2 separate regions of the Homo sapiens genome follow, and region 1 is linked to region 2. A link is an interaction called in ENCODE POLR2A ChIA-PET data of the cell type or tissue named here. Cell type or tissue: OCI-LY7. All regions are shown on one strand. Links, peaks and the distances in the headings refer to the core of each region. The heading gives the core; the rest is flanking DNA.

Region 1 (11,194 bases), core at 1,141-9,140, 650 kb after region 2:
TCCAGCTTCTGGGCGCAAGCAATCCTCCCACCTCAGTCTCCCAAGTAGCTACACTTGGGAGACTACGGGCGCACACTACCATGCCCAGCTAATGTTTTTTTTGTAGAGATGGGATCTTGCTATGTTGCCCAGTCTGGTCTTGAACTTCTGGCCTCAAGCGACCCTCCTGCCTTGGCCTCCCAAAGTGCTGGGATTACAGGTGCGAGCCACCATGCCTGGCCCATTCTGTTTTTTGTCGGCCACTGAGGTAGAGGCCCTCTTCTAGGAAAGAATTTCTGTTTGTTTTGTTTTGTTTTGTTTTGTTTTTTTGAAACAGTCTCTCTCTGTCTCCCAGGCTGGAGTGCAGTGGCGTGATCTCAGCTCGCTGCAACCTCCACTTCCCAGGTTCAAGCAATTCTTCTGCCAAGCTGGGACTACAGGCATGCACCACCACCATGCCCTGCTAATTTTTGTTGTTGTCGTTGGTTTTTGAGATAGAGTTTCGCTCTTGTTGCCCAGGCTGGAGTGCAGTGGCACGATCTCAGCTCACCGCAACCTCCGCCTCCCAGGTTCAAGCAATTATCTTGCCTCAGCCTCCCAAGTAGCTGGGATTACAGGCATGCGCCACCACACCTGGCTTATTTTTGTATTTTTAGTAGAGATGGGGTTTCTCCATGTTAGCCAAGCTGGTCTCGAACTCCCGACCTCAGATGATCCGCCTGCCTCAGCCTCCCAAAGTGCTGGGGTTACAGGTGTGAGCCACCACACCCAGCCTTTCTTTTTGCATTTTTAATAGAGACTGAGTTTCATCACACTGGCCAGGCTGGTTTCGAACTCCTGGCCTCAAGTGATCCGCTGGCCTCAGCCTCCTAAAGTGCTGGATTACAGGCATGAGCCACCGTGCCAGGCCTTGTTAATATTTTTAACTCTGGCACTTCACCCTAGAGGCTGCTAGGAATCAGGTGTGCCAAGCAACTGGCACCACTCCATGGAAAGCGTCTAGGGCAGTGCCTTGGTTCTGCCAATCCTGAGAAGCCAGGCTGCCCCTTGGGCTGGGCAGTGGCCTCAGTACCGAGCCCCAGGCCAGCAAGCCCACAAGCCTCGAGAAAGACTGCACTTCCGGTGGAGGCTGCAGTTTCCTTAAAGGGAAAATCTGCCCCACCCCTGTCAAGGGCAGGACACAAGTCACTGGCATTGAAGGACCCACTCCACACCCAGCAGATCATCGACGCAGACTTTTTTTTTCCCAGATAGAGTCTCACTCTGTCGTCCAGGCTGGACTGCAATGGTGTGATCTTGGCTCACTGTAACCTCCGCCTCCCGGGCTCAAGTGATTCTCCTGCCTCAGCCTCCTGAGTAGCTAGGATTACAGGCGCCCACCATCACGCCTGGCTAATTTTTGTATTTTTAGTAGAGACGGGGTTTTGCCATGTTGGCCAGGCTGGTCTTGAACTCCTGACCTCAAGTGATCCTCCTGCCTCAGCCTCCCAAAGTGCTGGGATTATAGGCGTGAGCCACCTCGTCCGGCCCAAGACTTTTTGCCTCAGATGCTGCAGAGCCCTGGTGGGGCCCAGGAGGGCAAGGCCCACACAGGAGCCGAAACCCATGTAGAACCTGCCAACCTGTAGCTCACACCTATAATCCCAGCACTTTGGGAGGCTGAGGTGGGCGGATCGCTTGAGCCAAGGAGTTCGAGACCAGCCTGGGCAACATTACGAGACCCTGTCTCTACAAAAATACAAAAATTACCCGGGCTTGGTGGCTCGTGCCTATAGTCCCAGCTACTGGGGAGGCTGAGGTGGGAGAATCATCTGAGCCCAGGGAGGTTGAGACTGCAGTGAGCCAAGATTGTGCCACTGCACTCCAGCCTGGGTAAAATGAGTGAGACCACGTCTCAACCCCTTTCACAGCCCGTCTGCGGCCCACCCACCCATGGGTACTGTGGGATGGGGGACAGGCTGGCTTAACACAAATCGAGGCAGGAATAACCCCAGAGAATGGGCTTTGCATGGAGCTTGGCTCCTGTCCCTGCCTGTGAGGGAGGACCAGACTCGGCCTCACCACCTGCCACTCTGAGCAAACAGGCAACGGTGTTTCCTGAACATCTTTCTGAAGCGGCTGAGGGATGTCAGCTGAGCCCCCGCTGGGCCTGCTCTGGAGCGGGATGTCTCCAGAAGCCGCCCTTGGAGCGGGCACTTCCCTATTTGGGCGTGTCCCAGTCCCATGCCTCACCATCCCCTTGCTTGAAGCTCCAAGAGCATGAGAGTGGGCAGCCTGGTCTGCTGAGGAAAGTGTCTGATGGATGCGGAAATGGCCACCCCAAACACCGGTAAGCAGATGTTACCCTGCAGGCGGTGGCTCCTGGGGCCCAGCCCTGCAGAAACACATGGGGCAGGCTGGGCAGAGGGGCTCACACCCGTTATTCCCAGCGCTTTGGGAGGCTGAGGCGGGAGGATCGCTTGAGCCCAGGAGTTTGAGACCAGCCTGGGCAACATAGCAAGACTCTATCTCCACTAAAAATCAAAACAAAACAATTAGCTGGGTATGGTGGCACACGCCTGTAGTTCCAGCTACTGGGGAGGCTGAGGGGGAGGATCACTTGAGCCCAGGAGTTCAAGGCTGCAGTGAGCCATGATTGCGCCACTGCACTCCAGCCTGGGCAACAGAGCAAGACCCTGCCCCGCCGCCTGAAAGAAAGAAAAAAGAAAGAGAAAGGAAGAGAAAGAAAGGAAAAGAAAAAGGAAACATACGAGGCTATGGGGCCGTGTACGGGGGCCAGGCTGTGGCAGAAGCATCCTGGCGTGGCCTTCTCCAGCCCCATCCTGGTTGGGTAAGGTGTCGCCGTGGGTCTTCGTGTCACAGCTTCAAGGACAGACCCAACTCTGGTATCACAAACTTAACAGGTAATGGAGTTTCCTAAAGTGTGCTCTGCAGGAGTGCTGGAAGGGCCAGCATGGAAGGACCCCAGGGAGGGAGATTTCTTTGCTCCACAGCATCCCCAAGCCTCACGAGGCCTCTCCCCTCCAAGTCTCTATGTGCATCGTTCTCCAGATGTTGGAGCATCCTGCAGGGGCCAGCCCAGCCTGTCAGGGGCAGAGACCCTGCACTGGCCCCCTCGAGAGTGGACCCCTGGGCTGGCTTATCTGCTCCAGTGCAGTGAGGATCAGCTGGAGCTCCGACCTGACTCACATCTGGATGCGCAGTGAGGGGCCCGTTGGGGCCGTGATACTGGGAGGAAGCCGGGCTCTGTGCTCTTGCTCCAAGTGAGTTGACCAGGGAGCCGAAGTTAAGGTGGCCTGGGAGCCACGTCCTCCCACCTAGCGGCTGGGCTCTCACAGCCACTAGAAACCCATCAGCCTTTCCCCTGGGTCTATGCGGGGCTCTTCAGCCCTCCTGGGAGCTCAGTGGCTGGGATGCTGCTTTACAGACAGTGCACGGCTCTGCCATCTGACAGCTCCCAGAGGGTTCTGGGGGTGACTGTAAAGAGTGGTGCTGGCCCCGAACCTTTCCTGTTCCCCTGGATTTAGTTCCCAGCAGGTGGTGAGGAACTGAACATTTTGTCCCATAGTGGTGGGAGAGAGGGCTGGCCACATGGGTCCAGGCCACCCCCTCAGCCTCCACAGCCTGCCCCGCACCCAGCCACAGGAACAGCAGAGCAGCTCCCCCATCCAGGTAAGCGCCCCCACCACAGCCCCATCACAAAGGAATAGCCTCCTGGTGTAGTGGGAGGTGAGGAGCTTTTTTTGTTTTCCTTTTATTTATTTTAGGGACAGGGTCTTGCTCTGTTGCCAAGTTAAGTGCAGTGGTATGATCATGAGCTCACTGCAGCCTTGACATGGTGGTAAAGCCATCCTCCCGCCTCAGCCTTTCGAGTAGCTGGGACTACAGGTGTGTGCCACCATGCCCAGACGCCCAGCTAATGTTTGTATTTTTTGTAGAGATGGGGGTCTCACTATGTTGCCCAGGCTGGCCTCAAGCAATCCTCCCACCTGAGCCCCGCAAAGTACTCGGATTACAGGTGTGAGTCACCGCGCCTGGCCGGGAGCTTTAATTTTTCCTACTTGTTAACAGCGTTATGGGGCTGGAAGGAGGCTCTCAGATTTCCCTGCCCTCCTCACATCCCCCAACCCTCCCTGGGCGTGGGGGTGTCAAGCATGAGTCAGGCTGAGCCTGACTCTGAAGCTGTTCCCAGCTCTTTAGTCTAAACTTCAAATCTTCAACCCTGTTCCCTAATCCAACACATTCCCCAAATGAAGGGACTGGACAGTGAGATATCGGGAAACCCCATGAAAATAGATGCATAATAAAGGTGAAAATCATTTAAAATGTTCCCATTTTTTTTTTTTTTCAAAACAGTCTTGCTCTGTCACCGAGGCTGGAGTGCAGTGGCGTGATCTTGGCTCACTGCAACCTCCGCCTCCCAGGTTCAAGCAATTCTCCCACCTTAGCCTCCCGAGTAGCTGGGATTACGGCTGTGAGTCACCACACCCGGCTAATTTTTGTAGTTTTTGTAGAGACGGGTTTTCACCGTGTTGGCCAGGCTGGTCTCGAACTCCTGGCATCAAGTGATCCGCCCACCTCAGCCTCCCAAAGTGTTAGGATTACAGGTGTGAGCCACTGTGCCCGGCCCCCAGTATTTTTTAAGCTCAAATGATCCCATGTCCCCAAGACTGTGACAAACTAAATAACCAAAAAAGTGTGGCCACGGTCCAGGTGGAAGGGGGCTGCCTGGAGGTACGTTCCCATCAAAACCTGCTCCTGGGCAGGGCTCACACTGCTCACAGCATCAGGGGTCAGCCATCTTCTCTTGAAACCCCGTGAGTTGCAGGAGGCCCTGTTCTGTGCTCCTCATTTCAATCCCGGGATCAGTCAAGTCTGGAGCCAAGGAGGCGGTTCACACGGGTCTTCCCTGGAAGGAGAGGGCGATCCGCAGCAGTTCCTGGCCCAGCTCTTGCTGCCTCCCTCCAGGGCCAAACTCAGCCGACAGCTCCCGGAAAGTGACGCAGACGCGGCGGGCCTCGATGTGTCTGCGGTGGATGGCATGCTTCCACTGGTGCCGTGCCGCCCCGGTGAGGACCAGCAGGGAGCGGGCGGGTAAGGGGATGGCCACCTCCACCTCCTGGCATAGCACCGACCGGCTGGGTGCTATCACGCTGTCCACCAAGGCCTCCGGGGCAGCCGACGGGGCCGAGCAGAGGAGCAGGCTCCCGGGCGCCTCCCGACACATGGACAGCACGGTGGGGGACAGGAGGTTGAGGCTGACCAGCCGCTCCCCCCACAGCCAGGCGTCGTCCAGGTGGGGGTCAATGGCAGAGCCCCGCTCGGGGCAGTAGTCCAGGTTGCACTGCTCGACGGGCCGGAAGCCCTCCAGCCCCGGGTAGAGGCCCATCCTCCGCACCACCTCCCGGCTGAAGCTGGGGAGGCCGCAGAAGCCCTCGGTCTTTAGCTTCTGTTTCCGAAAGTTGACTTTGGGGCCATAGTCCTGAAGGATGAAGACAAAGAGGACATGAGGTGTCTGAGTTTACGAAGATGTCTACCACAGACTAGGTGGGAAGAATTCAGTCATAGTGACCCAGGCAAGCAAAAGCCCCCTGGCTTCATGGAGGTGAAGCAGGAGGAGGCAGACTCAAGGAGACAGAAGTGACAGCAAATGGCCGGGCATGGTGGTGCATGCCTGTAATCCCAGCGCTTTGGAAGGCTGAGGCGGAGGGAGCTCTTGAGGCCAGGAGTTTGAGACCAGTCTGGGCAACAAAGTGAGACCTCCTCTCTACAAGAAATTTAAAAATTAGGCTGGGCATGGTGGCTCACGCCTATCATCCTAACACTTTGGGAGGCCCAGGCAGGTGGATCGTTTGAGCCCAGGAGTTCCAGACCAGCCTGGGCAACACAGCAAAACTCTGTCTCTAGTAACAAAACAAAAATTAGACAGATGTGGTGGCACAGGCCTTAGTTCCAGCTACTTAGGAGGCTGAGGTGAGAGGACTGTTGGAGCTCAGGAGGTTGAGGCTGCGGTGAGTGGAGACTGAGCCACCGTACTCCAGCTTGGGAGACAGAATGAGACACCCTGTCTCAAAATAATAATAATAATAATTATCTGGGCTTGGTGGCACATGCCTTAGTTTCAGCTACTCAGGAGGCTGAGGTAGGAGGATCGCTAGAGCCTGGGGGGTCAAGGCTGCGGTGAGCCAATATCACATATTGCACTCCAGTCTGGGCGACAGAGCGAGACCCTGTCTCAAAAAAAAAAAAAAAACCTGTACACAAATGTTCACAACAGCCAAAAAGTGACAACAACGCCAATGTCCATCGACAGATGAATGAGGAAATGAAATGTACCAACATCCAACAGGATGTCACAAAAGAATGGGGCTGGGCGCGGTGGCTCACGCCTGTAATCCCAGCACTTTGGGAGGCTGAGGCGGGCGGATCACTTGTCAGGAGTTCGAGACCAGCCTGGTCAACATGGTGAAACCCCGTCTCCACTAACAGTACAAGAATTAGCTGGGCATGGTGGTGGGCACCTGTAGTCCCAGCTACTTGGGAGGCTGAGCCAGAAGAATGGCTTGAACCCGGGAAGCAGAGGTTGCAGTGAGTTCAGGTCATGCCACTGTACTCCAGCCTGGGTGGCAGAGCGAGACTCTGTCTCAAAAAAAAAAAAAAAAAAAACCTACAATGAAGGGAGAGGGGGCACCCGGGGATGTTTGGACACAGGTGGGGAAGGAGTTGGAGGGAGCGGCGGGCCCGGGGAGGGGGAAGGTGGGAATGCGTGTGAGGAGACAGGACACGGATGGTGACAATGGGAGGTGGGGGCGCCTGCAGCTTGGGAGAATGGGGTGCCTTCACCACCACCAAGCCAGCTACAGAGGGGCAGAGAGCCCAGGAGCGCATATCACAGGGAGATGGGGTGCCCAGGTGCACCTCTGCCCATCGGACACACGTCCTGCAGCGAGTCTGGCTGCCCACAGCCCCAAGGTCTGGGGAACTCGCCCACTACCAACCCTGGAGGTTTGAGGGGTGTGGCTGCAAGGAGGGGGATGGCCCCCAGCAGTAGGGCTGTCTCCTCAGCGCAGCCCAGCAACCCCCATGAGCTCAGGGCCGGTCTACCTGCTTCCTCCGTCCAGACTGGGAGAGCTTCCAGGGGTCACGGTCCATGAGCCGCACCAACTCGGCTTCTTCCTCCCGGGTCACAAAGTCCTCGATCAGCATCACTCCTGGGAAGGGGAAGGCCCAGCCCTCAAAGTCAGACTCCTCTGTGCCCACGGCCCAGCCGGTGTCGGAGCAGTAAATGAAACGGTATGTTTTCTGCAAAAGAAACACAAGTCCACAGGCTGGGCAACACAGCGAGACCCGGTCCCTACGAAAAGTTAAAACAGGCCAGGTGCGGTGGCTCACGCCTGTAATTCCAGCACTTTGGGAGGCCGAGGTGGGTGGATCACCTGAGGTCAGGAGTTCAAGACCAGCCTGGCCAACATGGTGAAACCCCATCTCTACTAAAAATACAAAAATTAGCCAGGCATGGTGGCAGGTGCCTGTAATCCCAGCTACTCAGGAGGCTGAAGCTGGAGAATTGCTTAAACCCAGAAGGCAGAGGTTGCAGTGAGCCAAGATGGCACCACTGCACTCCAGCCTGGGCGACAGAGTGAGACTCAAAAAAAAAAAAAAAGTTTAAATAAAAATTAGCCGGGTGTGGCAGAGCGCACTTGTCATTTCAGCTACTCAGGAGGCTGAGGCGGGAGGATCATTTGAGCCCAGGAGGTTGAGGCTACAGTGAGCCATGGTCGCGCTACTGCACTCCAGCCTGGACAACAAAGCAAGACCCTGTCTCAAAAAAAAAAAAAGAAAAAAAAAAAAGGAAAGACACATCCTGGAGCCATGGCAGCCCCTGGCACTTGTGTGCCCTCAGGAGACCCTCTGATGGCTCATTCCTCCCCTCAGGACACTGTGGAAGGCAGCTGGAGTCTAGGGGGAGGTGCAGGCAGAGCCTCTGCCCCAGGCTGACCGGGGAAGGCCCGCAGCCCTCTTGAGCTAACACGAATTTGATTGGTTTCCTTTCTCACTTTCCTCCCCTGTAAAAGAGAAGGGTTTGTACAACATGTTTTTCCTTCTCCATTTTACAAAGGAGGCTCAGCAAAGTTAAGGAACCAGCCCGAGGCTGGACAGCACCTCCTGCACTCCCATCTCCTCAGCTGCTTCCAGGAGGCCCCAAACTGCCTGACTACCTTGAATCTGTGCACCCTAATCTCTTTAGGTCTTTGCTGATGCCACCCCGGTGTCCCAGGGGTTGGCCCGTGCCTATCACCAGCGTGAGGGTCACCTAGGAGGGCAGCCAACTTCCCTACAGAGCTGAGCGTTCAGTTGAGCTCCTCAGTGTCCCAACCTCCCTTCTCCTCACTCTTGTCCTCAGGGCACCTTTCCAGACCCAGCATCACCCCTCAATCCTCATACCCTGGGCTGTCACTCAACTCCCACCCCATGTCCCTCTCTGCTCTGCCACCAACCCCGAGGCCTGGCGGTACTCTAAGGGTTCCCCCATGCTAAAGAAAGTCTAGAAACCAGGCCAGGCACGGTGGCTCACACCTGTAATCCCAACACTTTGGGAGGCCAAGGTGGACTGATCACCTGGGGTCAGGAGTTCAAGACCAGCCTGGCCAACATGGCAAAACCCCGTCTCTATTAAAAATACAAAAACTAGCCGGGCGTCGTGGTGCATGCCTGTAATCCCAGCTACTCAGGTGGCTGAGGCAGGAGAATCCCTTGAACCCGGGAGGTGGAGATTGCAGTGAGCCAAGATCGTGCTAGTGGACACCAGCCTGGGTGACACAGTGAGACCCCATCTTGAAAATAATAATAATACTTTTTGTTTGTTTGTTTGTTTGTTTGAGATGGAGTCTCGCTCTGTCACCAGAACTGGAGTGCAGTGGCACGATCTCGGCTCACTGCAACCTCTACCTCCTGGGTTCAAGCGATTCTCCTGCCTCAACCTCCCGAGTAGCTGGGACTACAGGTGCGCGCCACCATGCCCAGCTAATTTTTTTCTTGTATTTTAGTAGAGACGAGGTTTCACCATGTTGACCAGGATGGTCTTGAACTCCTGACCTTGTGATCCTCCCGCCTTGGCCTCCCAAAGTGCTGGGATTACAGGCGTGAACCACCATGCCCAGCCAATAGTAAATTTTTAAAAAAGAGTTTCGCCAATGAAATAGCCAGTATTTGCATCTGTGGCACTGAACATTTTACATGGATTATCTAGTTTCATCCCCAGGACAGCCCCAAGAGGAAGGTACCATAACTATCATGGGCAGGAGGTGTGGAGGTTCTGGCCGGAGTCACCCAGTGAGGACTTCGGAGGCCACCAGAACTCAGCCCTGGGCTCTGTGGCCTGTCTCCTCTTCCTCTTCCATCTCCAGGCTCCTCACACCCTGGGCTGCCACTCACTGTGGGCCGCTGTCTTTCTCTGTTCTTCCCTCCAGGGACCTCAGCCCCTTCCAATGCTTTACTTCCAGCCACCGACTCCAGCTCAGACCCCTCCTGAGATTGGCACTATCTCCTCCTGCTCCTGGGGCCCTCCCACGGGAAACATTAAAACTGGGAGTCCCCCGTGTGTCGGCTGAGCAGGCTGGACTTGTCCGAAAGGCCATGGAGCGCTCTTGAAGGGTTTTAAAGGAGTGACGAGGTCAAATGTGAATTTTAGAAAGATCTGGAGGGGGGAGGGGCAGATATGAAGGGTGGAGGCTGGAAAGCCAGTGAGGAACTGCCCCAGTGCCCTGAGATCCTGGATACCTCACTCTCCTTGTTCCATAGCCATCGGGTTGGGAAGATGTCACCTCCACATGGCCACTGGAACGGGTCAGACTTTCCGCAATTTTTTTCTTTTCTTTTTTTTTGTTTGAGGCAGGGTCTCGCTCTGTCACTCAGGCTGGAGTGTAGTGGCGCTCACAGCTCACTGCAGCCTTGACCTCCTGGGCTCAGGCAATCCTCCCACCTCAGCCTCCCAAGTAACTGGGACTACAAGCACACACCACCACACCTAGCTAATTTTTAAATTTTTTGTAGAGACAGGGTCTTGCTATGTTGTCCAAGCTGGTCTCAAACTCCTAGACTCAGGCGAGCCTCCTGCCTCAGCCTCCCAAAGGGCTGGGATTATAGGCATGAGCCACCGCACCTGGCCCCTTCCACAAATTAAAACTCTTAAGTTCATTCATATTGTTGTACAGCCGTCACCACCATTCAGAACTTTTTCATCTTGCAAAACTGAAACTCTTTCCCTATTAAACAACAGGTCCCCATCTCCCCTTCCTGAGCCCTTGGCAACAACCCTTCTACTTTCTGTCCCTGTGACTACCCTACGTAGCTCACACAACAGGAATCATGCAGTATTTGTCTTCTGTGACTGCTTCCTTAACTTAGCATCGTGTCCCCAAGGTTCGTCCATGCTGTAACATATGTCAAAATGTCCTTTTTTTTTTTTTTTTTTTTGAGACAGGGTCTCACTATGTTGCCCAAGCTGGAGTGCAGTGGCGTGATCACAGCTCACTGCAGCCTTGACCTCCCAGGCTCAAGCAACCCTCCCACCTCAGCCTCCTGGGTAGCTGGGACTACAGGTACGTGTCACCATGTATGGTTAATTTTTTTGTAGAGGTGGGATTTCACCATGTTGCCCATGCTGGTCTCAAACTCCTGGGCTCTGGCAATCTGCCTGCCTCGGTCTCCCAAAGTGCTGGAATTACAGGTGTGAGCCACTGTGCCCGGCCTGTCCTTCCTTTTTAAGGCTGAATAGTATTCTACTATGTGTATGCACCACATTTTGTGGATCAAGTCATCTCTTTTTTTTTTTTTTTTTTTTTTTTTGAGAAGGAGTCTTGCTCTGTCACCTGAGCTGGAGTGCAGTGGTGCGATCTTGGCTCACTGCAACCTCTGCCTCCTGGGTTCAAGCGATTCTCCTGCCTCAGCCTCCCGAGTAGCTGGGATTACAGATGTGCCTCACCAAGCCCGGCAAGTTTTTGTAATTTTAGTAGAGGCAGGGTTTCGCCATGTTAGCCAGGCAGGTCTCAAACTCCTGACCTCAGGTGATCTGCCCACCTCAGCCTCCCAAAGTGCTGGGATTACAGGCGTGAGCCACTGAACCCGGCCCAGGTATCTTGATAGATGCTTGGTTTGCTTCCATCTTTGGGCTGTCATGAATAATGTCGTGAATATGAACATGGGTGTGCAAATA
Region 2 (11,194 bases), core at 1,549-9,548:
GGGTGACAGAGAACGAACCTGTCTCAAAAAATTTGAAAACAAACAAACAAAAATTAAACCATATTGGCCAAGTGCAGTGGTTCGCACCTGTTATCCCAGTGCTTTGGGAGACCGAGGCAGGAAGATCACTTGAGCCAGGACTCTGAGACCAGCATGTTTCTACAATTTTTTTTTTCTGAGGTGGAGTCTCACTCTGTTCCCCAGGCTGGAGTGCATTGGAGCAATCTCAGCTCACTACAACCTCTGCCTCCTGGGTTCAAGTGATTCTCCTGCCTCAGCCTCCCGAGTAGCTAGGATTACAGGCACCCACCACCATGCCCAGATAGTTTTTGTATTTTTAGTAGAAATGGGGTTTCGCCACGCAGGCTGGTCTCGAACTCCTGACCTCAGGTGATCTGCCTGCCTTGGCCTCCCAAAATGCAGGGATTACAGGTGTGAGCCACTGCTCCTGGCCAAAAAAAAAATTTTTTTTTTTTAATACTAGCTCTATGTAGTGGCACACAGCCCTAGTCTCAGCTACTTGGGAGGCTGAGGCAGGAGGATCGCCAGAGCCCAGGAGTTCAAGGCTTCGCCACTGCTCTCCAGCCTGGGCGACAGAGGGAGATTTTGCTTCTGAAAAACAAACAAACAAACAAAAAAACAGAACCATATTGACACATTGTTATTACATCGCTATTAACTAAAGTCCACAGTTTACATTAGGGTTTACCTTTCTAGTTGTACAGTTCCGAGGATTGTGAAAAATGCATGTCACGTGCTTACCATTACAACATCACACATAATATTTTCCCTGTCCTAAAACTGCAGTGCTATGGCTCCATCCCTCAGGTATTTTCATCATCCTGAAGTTAAGCAAAAAATGATATTCCAGGAACAAGAAAGTAAGAACAAACACTACACTCCTAATGGGCTGAGACCATTATAGGATATGGATCTGGGCTGGTGAATGCAATGTTCTAATAGCAATGAAACAGAGTTATTGAAGGAGAGCAGGGCCAAAGATCCCTTCTGGAATGAGGAATAAGGAGGAAGAAAAATTAAAACCGTCACTGAGGGATGATTGTGCCAAGGTCTAATGTGTATTAACTCATTTAATCCTAACAAAGATACAAGAAGGTATGTTCGATAATTATCTTAACCTCTAGCATTGGATCTCGTTTTGAACACAGCCATAGGGATGGGTTAGGTAAGGTTCAGATATTACAGGTGAGGACAAGGTGACTCAGAGAGGTTAAGTAACCAGCCCAAAGTCACCCAGCCAAAAAGCAGCATGCAGTGCTTAGGGTTTGCACACAGGTCTGTCTGTCTGATGTCCACACCTGTGACCTTCTCTCTGCCCCATGGCGCTGGCTCCTCTGAGATGCAGAAGGGTGAGGATTGAGCTTTTTTCTTCATCTGCAGAGTGCCCGCTGCAATTTGTTCCAGGGAGCGCGAGGGAGGCAGTTTTTAAGAGACTCAGTAACAGGAAATTTGGTCTATTGTTTGAAACAAGAGGTGCAAACAAGTGCCCGCTTTGAAGTGCTGAATAACAAACTCTGCCGGGAGTGGAAAGGCAAGAGGCTACAAGATTCTTGAGTTGGTGTCAAATGCGCAAGACACGGGGCAGAGGGGAAGAGGCGGCGCAGGAGAAACTGGGGCAAGATCTGTTTGAAGAGAACGGGTCTTAAATAGATCAGGCTACAGGGGACAGCAAGGGGTAGGGGGAACCAGAGGGTCATTTCTTTCTTTCCTTTTTTTTCTTCCTAAGGGAGCCTGTGTGTGTGTGTGTGTGTGTGTGTGTGTGTGTCTGTGTGTGTGTGTGTGTCTGTGTGTGTGTGTGTCTGTGTGTGTGTGTTTTAAAAGAAAACATCACAATCACAGGTGGGGGTAAGAGGCAACCAGGTGAACAGTAAAACACAGACAAGTTTCAAAAGAAAACAAAACCAAACCCCACCACCTGGTCTGACTTGGTTGGTAATAAAACGCTAGCGGATAAACGGAGCTTGTGTAAACTAATCCCACCTCCCACTCACAAGTCAGTATTAAATTTAGGAATGAGAGAGTCTAAGATACCGACTTGGAATTACTTACAATTGTTTCACTAAACTGCTCGCCTTGGACTGTGTAATAGCACATTCATGACCCCACCCTCCCAGCCATAGCTGCCAGAATGGGATTGTTAATCAGATACTTCCCCAGACAGTCCATGAAACCAGACTCCCCTAAAGTGAAGATAGAGCCCACGGCAATTAGCAAGTAGATTCCCAATGATGACTTGGAAAACACACCCTTTTCTAGCTGCTTAGACTGCCAACCACCCGTCTTCCTGTACTTAAGGGGGACTTTTGACTCTTCCCGACGTCTCTCATTTGCAATCAATGTCTCATTCAAGACCAAGGTCAAGTTATCAATCTTGATTATAGATGCCCTGGACCGGGGTGTCTGGAGCCTCCACCGCCGCAGAGAGATGTCTGGAGACAAAGCCTCTACGGGGAAGGATTGCTGGCAAGCAGGTTGCTGCAAGGTAAGATGAAAGAATCCTTCCTGGGCAGGTAATACCCAGGACTTCCTGAAGGGGGGATATCGAGGCTCCCTTTTGGACAGCTCAGGTAGGTTCTGACCAGTTCGGGGACCAGGTGTGGCAAAACAGCTGCATGTAAGTCTGGGGTGGTACCGAAAGTCCACACTTTGGCTTACCAGAGAGTAAGTCGTTGTGGAGCAGTTCTTTTTAATCTCTCTGAGCCTCAGTTTCCCCCTGTGTAAAAGGGAGCTAATGCTTTGTACCTTGCAAAGCTGCTACTGGGGTTAGAGGGAAGCTGTGCAGAGCTCAGTGGGCAATAACTGTTGTGATTAGGTGGTTTTACAGGCAAAGATGACTCTTGCAGACTTGTGACTTCCCATCTGGCCTTTCCAACCTCAGGAGGACAGTAGATAACAGCGATGTCCCTTCGTGGCTCTATTCCCAGTCCCTTGCCAAGAGTTCTCATAAACATTTTATTCTGGGGAGGCGTGAACTCAGAAGTCCCCCAAAGGGAAAGAAGTCTAAGAGAGGTGTATGGCTGAGTCAGAACGAGGGACCCTGAAGTCTTAAGAACATTGTCTTCTAGGTAAATCTTGACTCACAAATAAAACCGAGTAGTACCAAATACGAATTTTCGTGTGTACATCAAATAATTGGCTTAATAGGATCAAACCAATTACACATTTTCCAGGTCTTCCCAGTTGAATTTTAAGCTCTCTCCCGGGCAGGAGCTACTGTATTTCGGGTGACTTTATATACACTCCGCCACCTTGCCTTCTTGCCTGCTCCAGCAAACACACACACACACACACACACACACACACACCCCACCACCACCACCACCACCAATACCACCAGACTGATACAGGCTTTAGGAACAGTTGTTGACTTTATTTGCATGATATTTGAGAAAACAGGAAACTTGACTTCTCTGTATAGAGCTGGGGGGGTCTCAGCCCTGGTTTCTGAAATAAAAGGTCTCAGGTAGACAGGCCTGGAAGCTGAATATTAGACCAGTCTTAGCAGGGTTTACAGGCGTGAGCCAATGTGCCCAGCCCATTATTGTTTTCACAGGTTACTGCCCTGTTCCCACTCCCAACTAAATTGTAAGCTTCTAAGGGCAGGGACGTAGTCCACCTCTGCCATGTGGTTGGTTTTTTTAGTGTCTGACACAGCACTTTGCTCAACACATAGTGTTTGGTGATTGGACAATGGGCTTTCCAGCATTATTGGTGACATCCTTATCTGCCCCTCAGAAAACCTTTTTAAAGAATACAGGCCAGGAGCAGTGGCTCATGCCTGTAATCCCAGCACTTTGGGAGGCTGAGGCGAGAGGATCTCTTGAGCACAGGAGTTTGAGAACAGCCTGAGCAGGATAACGAGACTCTGTCTCTACAAAAAATTTAACAATTAGGCTGGGCGTGGTGGCTCACTCCTGTAATCCCAGCACTTTGGGAGGCCGAGGTGGGTGGATCACGAGGTCAGGAGATCAAGACTATCCTGGCCAATATGGTGAAACCCTGTCTCTACTAAAATACAAAAAATTAGCCGGGCGTGGTGGTGCGTGCTGGTAGTCCCAGCTACTTGGGAGGCTGAGGCAGGGGAATAGCTTGAACCTGGGAGGCGGAGGTTGCAGTGAGCCAAGATCATGCCACTGCACTGCAGCCTGGCAAGAGAGCAAGACTCCATCTCAAAAAAAACACAGACAACTTTTAACAATTAAGCATGGTGGTGTATGCCTGTGGTTCCAGCTACTTGGGAGGCTGAGATGGGAGGATCACTTGAGCCTGGGAGGTTGAGACTGTAGTGAGCTATGATCATACTACTGCACTCCAGCCTGGGCAGCAGAGCGAGATTGTCTCAAAAAAAAAGTAAAAACAATTAAAAGAAAAAAGAAGACAAAGATCTCGAAGATCCAGTTCAGCAGTTGGTATTGTGTCTGCTGCCTTCCTCAACTTGACCGTAATGACTTCAATTTCTCTCAAATGCCTTTGTTTTTATGTTCACTTCAATTAGCGCTAATAGAACAATACTTCGCACCTTCATAAGGTCTTTCCTTGGAAAGCTCCAAAGCATTTTACAAGAAAGTGTTAATTATTCCCATTTTACAGGCCCGAAACCTGAGGCAAAGTGAAACAGTGACTCAGTGGCAAAATTAGGATGTGATTTTCCCTCTCTGTTTTCAATTGCCTACTATAATCACTAGATCACAGGACCCCTTTTAGGTTAGAGTTAAGTTACTGTTTAAAGAGATGACAGGCTGGCACGGTGGCTCACCTCTGTAATCCCAGCACTTCGGGAGGCCAAGGCAGGTAGATCACCTGAGGTCAGGAGTTCAAGACAAGCCTGGCCAACATGGTGAAACCCTGTCTCTACTAAAAATATAAAAAATTAGCTGGTTGTGGTGGTGGGCACCTGTAATCCCAGCTACTCAGGAGGCTGAGGCAGGAGAATCACTTTAACCCAGGAGGCGGAGGTTGCAGTGAGCTGAGATCATGCCATCACACTCCAGCCTGGGCAACAAGAGTGAAACTCTGTCTCAAAAAAAAGAAAAAAAGAAAAAAAAAAAAAAAAGACCGGGCGCAGTGGCTCACGCCGGTAATCCCAGCACTTTGGGAGGCCAAGGTAGGTGGATCACGAGGTCAGGAGTTCAAGACTAGCCTGGCCAAGATAGTGAAACCTTGTCTCTACTAAAAATGCAAAAATATTAGCCGGGCATGGTAGCGGGCGCCTGTAATTCCAGCTACGCCAGAGGCTGAGGCAGAGAATTGCTTGAACCTGGGAGGCGGAGGTTGAGGTTGCAGTTAGCTGAGATCGCACCACTGCACTCCGGCCTGGGCGACAGAGTGAGACTCCGTCTCAAAAAAGAAAAAAAAAAAAAGATGACATAGGCTCTAATGTGTCCTTATTTTAAATAACATTTACTATTTCCCTGCATTATACAGGTGGTATGTACTCATGTAGAAAATACATAAAATATAGAAATAAGGCTGGGTGCTGTGGCTCATCCCTATAATCCCAGCACTTTGGGAGGCCGAGGAGGGAGGATGGCTTGAGGCCAGGAGTTCAAGATCAGCCTGGGCAATATAGAGAGACTCTGTCTCTACCAAAAATTGTTTAAAAAAAATTAGCAAGGCTTGGTGGTGTATGCCTGATGACTTGAGCCCAGAAGTTCGAGGCTGCAGTGAGCTATGATTGTACCACTGCCCTCCAGGATGGGGAACAGTGAGACCATGTCTCAAAAAAAAAAAAAAAAAAAAAAGAAAGAAAGAAAAGAAAAAATATTAAGGAAAATAAGTCACTTATAAATTCATCATCCAGAGACACCCACTCTTAGGAGTTAGCCTTTTTTTTCCCTAGCATTCTTTCTTTCTTTTTTTTTTTTTTTTTGAGACAGTCTTTAACTGTTGCCCAGGCTGGAGTGCAGTGGCGCGATCTCAGCTCACTGCAACCTCCGCCTCCAGGGTTCAAGCGATTCTCCTGCCTCAGCCTCCCAAGTAGCTGGGATTATAGGCACCTGCCATTGCACCGGGCTAATGTTTGTATTTTTAGTAGAGGCGGGGTTTCACCATGTTGGCCATGCTGGTCTTGAAGTCCTGGCCTGAGGTGATCTGCCGACATCGGCCTCCCAAAGTGCTGAGATTATAAGCGTGAGCCACCATGCCAGGCCCACACAGGCTTTTCAAATTATACAAGTGTGTGTGCCTGTGTCTGTGGGTGAATATTTTAATAAGAAAAGTAAGTGCCAGAGTCGATGCCTACTTTCCTTACTTCTTCCTTCTGCCATTCACCTCTCTCTCACAAAAATAAAATGTTGACATCCCCTTAGATTCTACCCTAGTTAAAGCTAGCTTCTTAAACCTCTAAAGATATTATAATACAGACTCTCAAAAACTGACACTACATCAAATATTTCACGTGCATGGAGCTTGAGGGAGTGAAAAAGTTTTCTACTCCTGCTAGAAATACGAGCTTTTCTATTTCCTATTTTCCACTGGAACAACCTTTCTCTTCTCTCTTTTTTTTTTTTTTAAGTCAGAGTTTTGCTCTTGTCACTGAAGTGCTGTGGTGTGATCTCAGTTCACTGCAACCTTCACTTCCTGGGTTCAAGCGACTCTCCTGTCTCAGCCTCCCGAGTAGCTGGGACTACAGGCAGGCGCCCACCACCATGCCCAGCTAATTTTTGTATTTTTAATAGAGACGGGGTTTCACCATGTTGCCCAGGCTGGTCTGGAACTCCTGACCTCAGGTGATCCACCCGCCTCGGCCTCCCAAAGTGCTGGGATTACAGGCATGAGCCACCGCGCCTGGCCGGAACAAGCTTTCAAAATCTTGCAAACCACACTTACTCAGGAAAAAAAACAATATACAATCTGACAGTGCTTGTGACAAAAGAAAATCTAATTATATTTCATGAAAACAAATCTTCATTCAACACCAACTGTATAACTGTGGAGACGTGTCACAAAAGAGGGTGTAGAAAAATATTTTGCTTTGTATGATGAATACAACTGGAAAAAAAAAACCCAACCCATGTCTATACCCTACATGGCCTAGCACCAGGGACATAGTTGTCGTTTAAAATATTGGATGGCAAACTTCTGTTATAAGAGCAATATTAATAATGAAACTCAATATAAATAAAACGCCCATGGTTCATATCTCCCAGGAGGAAAGCAAAGAAATTAGTATAAGTCTGAGCACAGAACTTGAACTTTACATTAAGCAAGTTAATAATAATATTTATATAGTGTTTTACATATCTCAAGCCCTTTCAAGCTACTGTTACCCTATTAATTTCTAGTGATTCAGTAATGACATCAGTGAGAGTCACAGAAGATGGCATTTATTTTAATTGTGTACAGGAAATGGGTAATATGACCTCTCTGTGGGAGTCTCATGATGTGGGGGAGATAAAAAAGGAAAAGTGAGATTTGATATTCGAATAAACTCAAAATATCAAGAAAATGTAGGCCCGGGTGTGGTGGCTCACGCTTGAGAATTCTAGCACTTTGGGAGGCCGAGGTGGGAGGATCCCTGGAGACTGGGAGTTGGAGACCAGCCTGGGAAACTCTGCTCCATACAAAAAAAGAAGAAAAAAAATAGCCAGGCATGGTGGCACATGCCTGTGGTCTCAGCTTAGCAGACTGAGGCTGCAGTGAGACATGATGGTGTCACTGCACTCCGGCCTGGAGTACAGAGTGCAACTCTGTCTCAAAAAATAAAGAAAAGAGGTCAGGCGCGGTGGCTCACACCTGTAATCCCAGCACTTTGGGAGGCCGAGGCGGGTGGATCACTTGAGGTCAGGAGTTCGAGACCTGCCTGGCCAACATGGTGAAACCCCATCTCTACTAAAAATATAAAAATTAGCCGGGCCTGGTGGTGCATGCCTCTAGTCCCACCTACTCCAGAGGCTGAGGTGGAAGAATCGCTTGATCCCGGGAGGTGGAGGTTGCAGTGAGCCGAGATCGCGCCACTGCACTCCAGCTTGGGCAACAGAGCGAGACTCTGTCTCAAAAAGTAAATAAAAAATAAAATAAAATAAATTAAAATAAGAGAAAAGAAAACCAAATTTATATTAGAATATAAATTTGGTAAGAAAGAGATTGCAGCCAGGGGTCAGTGGCTGGTGAGATGGGCTTTGGAAGCTTGTGTGATAACAAAAGCTCCAGGTCTCTTGTCAGAAACTTGAATGTCCCAAAGCAAGGAGGAGTCAAGTCCATTAAGCTTGATGTATTTTCTTCTTTTTTTTTCTTTTTCTTTTTTCTTTTCTTTCTTTTTTTTTTTTTTCTGAGATGGAGTCTCACTCTGTCACCTAGGCAGAGTGCAGTGGTGTGATCTCGGCTCGCCACAACCTCCGCCTCCCGGGTTCAAGCAATTCTTCTGCTTCAGCCTCCTGAGTAGCTGGGATTACAGGCACACGCCACCACACCCAGCTAGTTTTTGTATTTTTATAGAGACGGTGTTTTACTATGTTGGCCAGGCTGGCCTTGAACTCTGGATCTCAAGTGATCCGCCTGCCTGGGCCTCCCAAAATGCCGGGATTACGTGAGCCACCTTTCCGCCATAGATGTATTTTCAAAGTGTAAGCCACCACCATCTGAGAGGCCAAGCTGTACACTTTTTTTGTTTAAGACAAATCGGAGAGAACAGAACATAATCATTAGAGGTGTCGAAAGATACCTAGAGTGAATGTCATTAACATATGCTGTCCAGAAGTGGAAAGAAGGGGGAAATGGTGGGCCAGACATGAAGTCTTTGAAGATTTCCAAAAGGAGACCGAGAAATGCTGTCACCAGAGTCAGGGTGGGAGGGTGGTCAACAGGAGTCTACTGTTTAGAAATCATTACAGTTTGTTCTTACAAGTTGGGCAGGTTTTTGGTACAATTATATAACTGCACATACATTCAGGGTATTGAAATGAATGATGTACTACTATACATGTAATTACATGTAGCAAAATGTATACTTTTATTTGGTGGGTATTTACATATAGTACACTGAATAGTGTACTTAAAAATAATTAACATAAAATATTCTTTTAAAAACAGAGCAATTAAAAGTTGTTTGGTTTTCTTGAGCTCAAAAAATAAAAGAATCTGGAATCTTCCTTTCATTTATTCAAGTAGTCTATGCCAAATCATTCTAAAAGGCAGTCGCCAAAGACAAAAGAAAGAGTCATTCTCCTCTGTTATTCATAATCTTTTGATTTAAGGAAAAGGGATTTTCAAATGTAAAGTGTCTCAAAACTTCTGTCTGGTCTTAGTCCTAAATTTAAAACATTTACAAATTCAGGCAGCTTGAATTACTACCTCGATATAATTTTGAACTTCTATGTTTGTAAAATTGAGATTCTCCACATAACTTTTTATTAAGAGTATGATTCCTTTATACCATGCATCAAAATAGTCATATCTTTATGTTTATTTATGAATAAATTACGATAGAAGCATTTAGCATTATGAATTGTTTCTGATTATCCAAAATATTTCTTGTTGAAAACTATTTGAAACTCATTCTAGTTTGGATGCAAAAAAAAAAAAAATTCAGAAAATGCATTAAGGTTTTAGAACGAACCTCTTGATTTTTCCTTTGAAGTATATCTGATTTCTGAGTTTTTTTCATTTTCCTTCTAGCTTGGTAAAAATTATAGATTATTCCCCAACTTTTCTTGGGGATAAAGTTTCTTAACTTTAGGTGAAATTTAATTGTATGAGTCCATAATAAAAGATCTTGTGTGGGATAAAGAAAATGGATTTTTAAAATAATGCCTTACAGTGTAAGACATTTTTCAATTTGGAAGAAATTCTTGATAGTTAATTCCTTCAAGGAATTAGGTGAAGTATAACAGAACAACTTTTAAATTTGAATCTTTAGAAAACAACGCGACACATTTTCACTTCTTGGAGCTGCCAAAAGAGGGCCAATTTAGTAGTAATTACCCATATTTTGGAGAATTGGACAATTTTTTTTTTACTTTAGTGGATTTAATAAACTATATGTGGATGTCAGGGAAAGGAGAATCCACTAGTGTTAGGAAGATAGGAAAGAATGAACTCCCAAAAGCACTTTACAATTTTCTGCAAGTTAAATTAGTTAGTATTATCACATCCCTCATGTGGCTACTTACTGCTTTTTAGGCAAAATAAAATGGGCCAGAAAAGAAATTTAGGAATTCTGGGCTCAAATATTAATTATTTAGTTACCTTATTTGGGGCTAAGCTGTATTTCATTTAAAGGCGTCAGGAACAAACATCATCTTGGTCAGTTCCTCCATCTGATGACTGGGGGCTTGATTTTGAAAGCTTGGGTGGCAAATTGGTCATATACTTGGAAACTGTGAGATTTCATCCCCTAAAGGGAGAGCCTGAGTGTCGAAAAGTGACCAAATGCCTGTGGATTGTTTTTTTTTTTTTTTTCCTTGTTTTTCATTCTAAGTAATATTAATTATGTGTCCAGGTGCCCTAGGTATTTCTTGGTACTGGGCCATTTATCTTGAGAACTTACCTGCCTCTCACACCGTGCTCTGGGAGGTCATAGCCATTACTGTATTATCTTTGTAGGTGCCAGTGGAAATCTAGGTCCTAAAACCTATAAAATATTTTGTAAATATTTTATGCAGCGCACATCTTTGTAGATCCACTCTGCCAGTGGGTACTCCTGGGTTTTTACAATGGTGGGGCTAAAAATCAATCTGAAACAATACAAAAGAAACAAAATAGTCTTTGGAAATAAATACAATTTGCTTTTATTCTGTGTCTATACTTGCTCAAGAAAAATAAAGTGCACTTTAAAAAGTTTTTTTTAGGTCTCTGCTGTTTCACTCAACGCAGATAACTTTTGATCAGTGGTTTATTTTGAATGAATTTCTTTTTACAAAGTAACGTTTTATGGTGCTGGTGAAAGTTATTCTAAACTCCTCCCTTCCCACCACCCCCTGCAGAGAGCAACAAGGTTTATGTAACCCAAAACTTTGGTGGGAGAACTCAACTGTATTTAAATAGAGGTTAACCTCTGGGCCATCCAATATAGTGTGTCTGTACTAAGTCAGGTTAGCATGTAAATAATATAAATATAACCAGAAATGTAACAACGGTATTTAATAGTCATCAGATTTATTTCTAAAATATTGCCATGGATTCAGAATACTGAATTCCAACCAGATGTATTTCGGGAGTATTACACAGGTCATAT

What was found. ChIA-PET counts read pairs that join two places held together with the same protein. Peaks named below come from ENCODE experiments on the same cell type or tissue, not always from the same donor. Only the 100,000 strongest peaks of a DNase experiment are listed, where the experiment ranks them.
Region 1: POLR2A ChIA-PET joins it to region 2 with 8 read pairs; 3 of 35 experiments call an interaction of 5 or more read pairs at or near these places.

Annotation. Positions count from the first base shown.
Region 1 is chr7:102,452,521-102,463,714 of GRCh38, forward strand. It overlaps ORAI2 (ORAI calcium release-activated calcium modulator 2), which reads left to right. Exons shown (of 4, transcript NM_001126340.3): 4 at 1-4,305. ALKBH4 (alkB homolog 4, lysine demethylase) reads right to left here. Exons shown (of 3, transcript NM_017621.4): 2 at 7,084-7,281; 3 at 3,718-5,461. The coding sequence ends at 4,874. Among named protein-coding and RNA genes, the nearest start is that of ALKBH4, 6.7 kb to the right of the region's middle. RefSeq lists an enhancer at 2,192-2,692. In OCI-LY7, for the core only: no CTCF peak of the experiment used is centred there; no DNase peak of the experiment used is centred there.
Region 2 is chr7:101,802,663-101,813,856 of GRCh38, forward strand. No RefSeq gene overlaps it. Among named protein-coding and RNA genes, the nearest start is that of CUX1, 9.4 kb to the right of the region's middle. RefSeq lists an enhancer at 1,203-1,752. In OCI-LY7, for the core only: CTCF peaks have their summits at 2,568 and 2,770; DNase peaks (open chromatin) are centred at 1,559, 2,549 and 3,409; H3K4me3 peaks cover 2,337 bases; H3K27ac peaks cover 4,075 bases.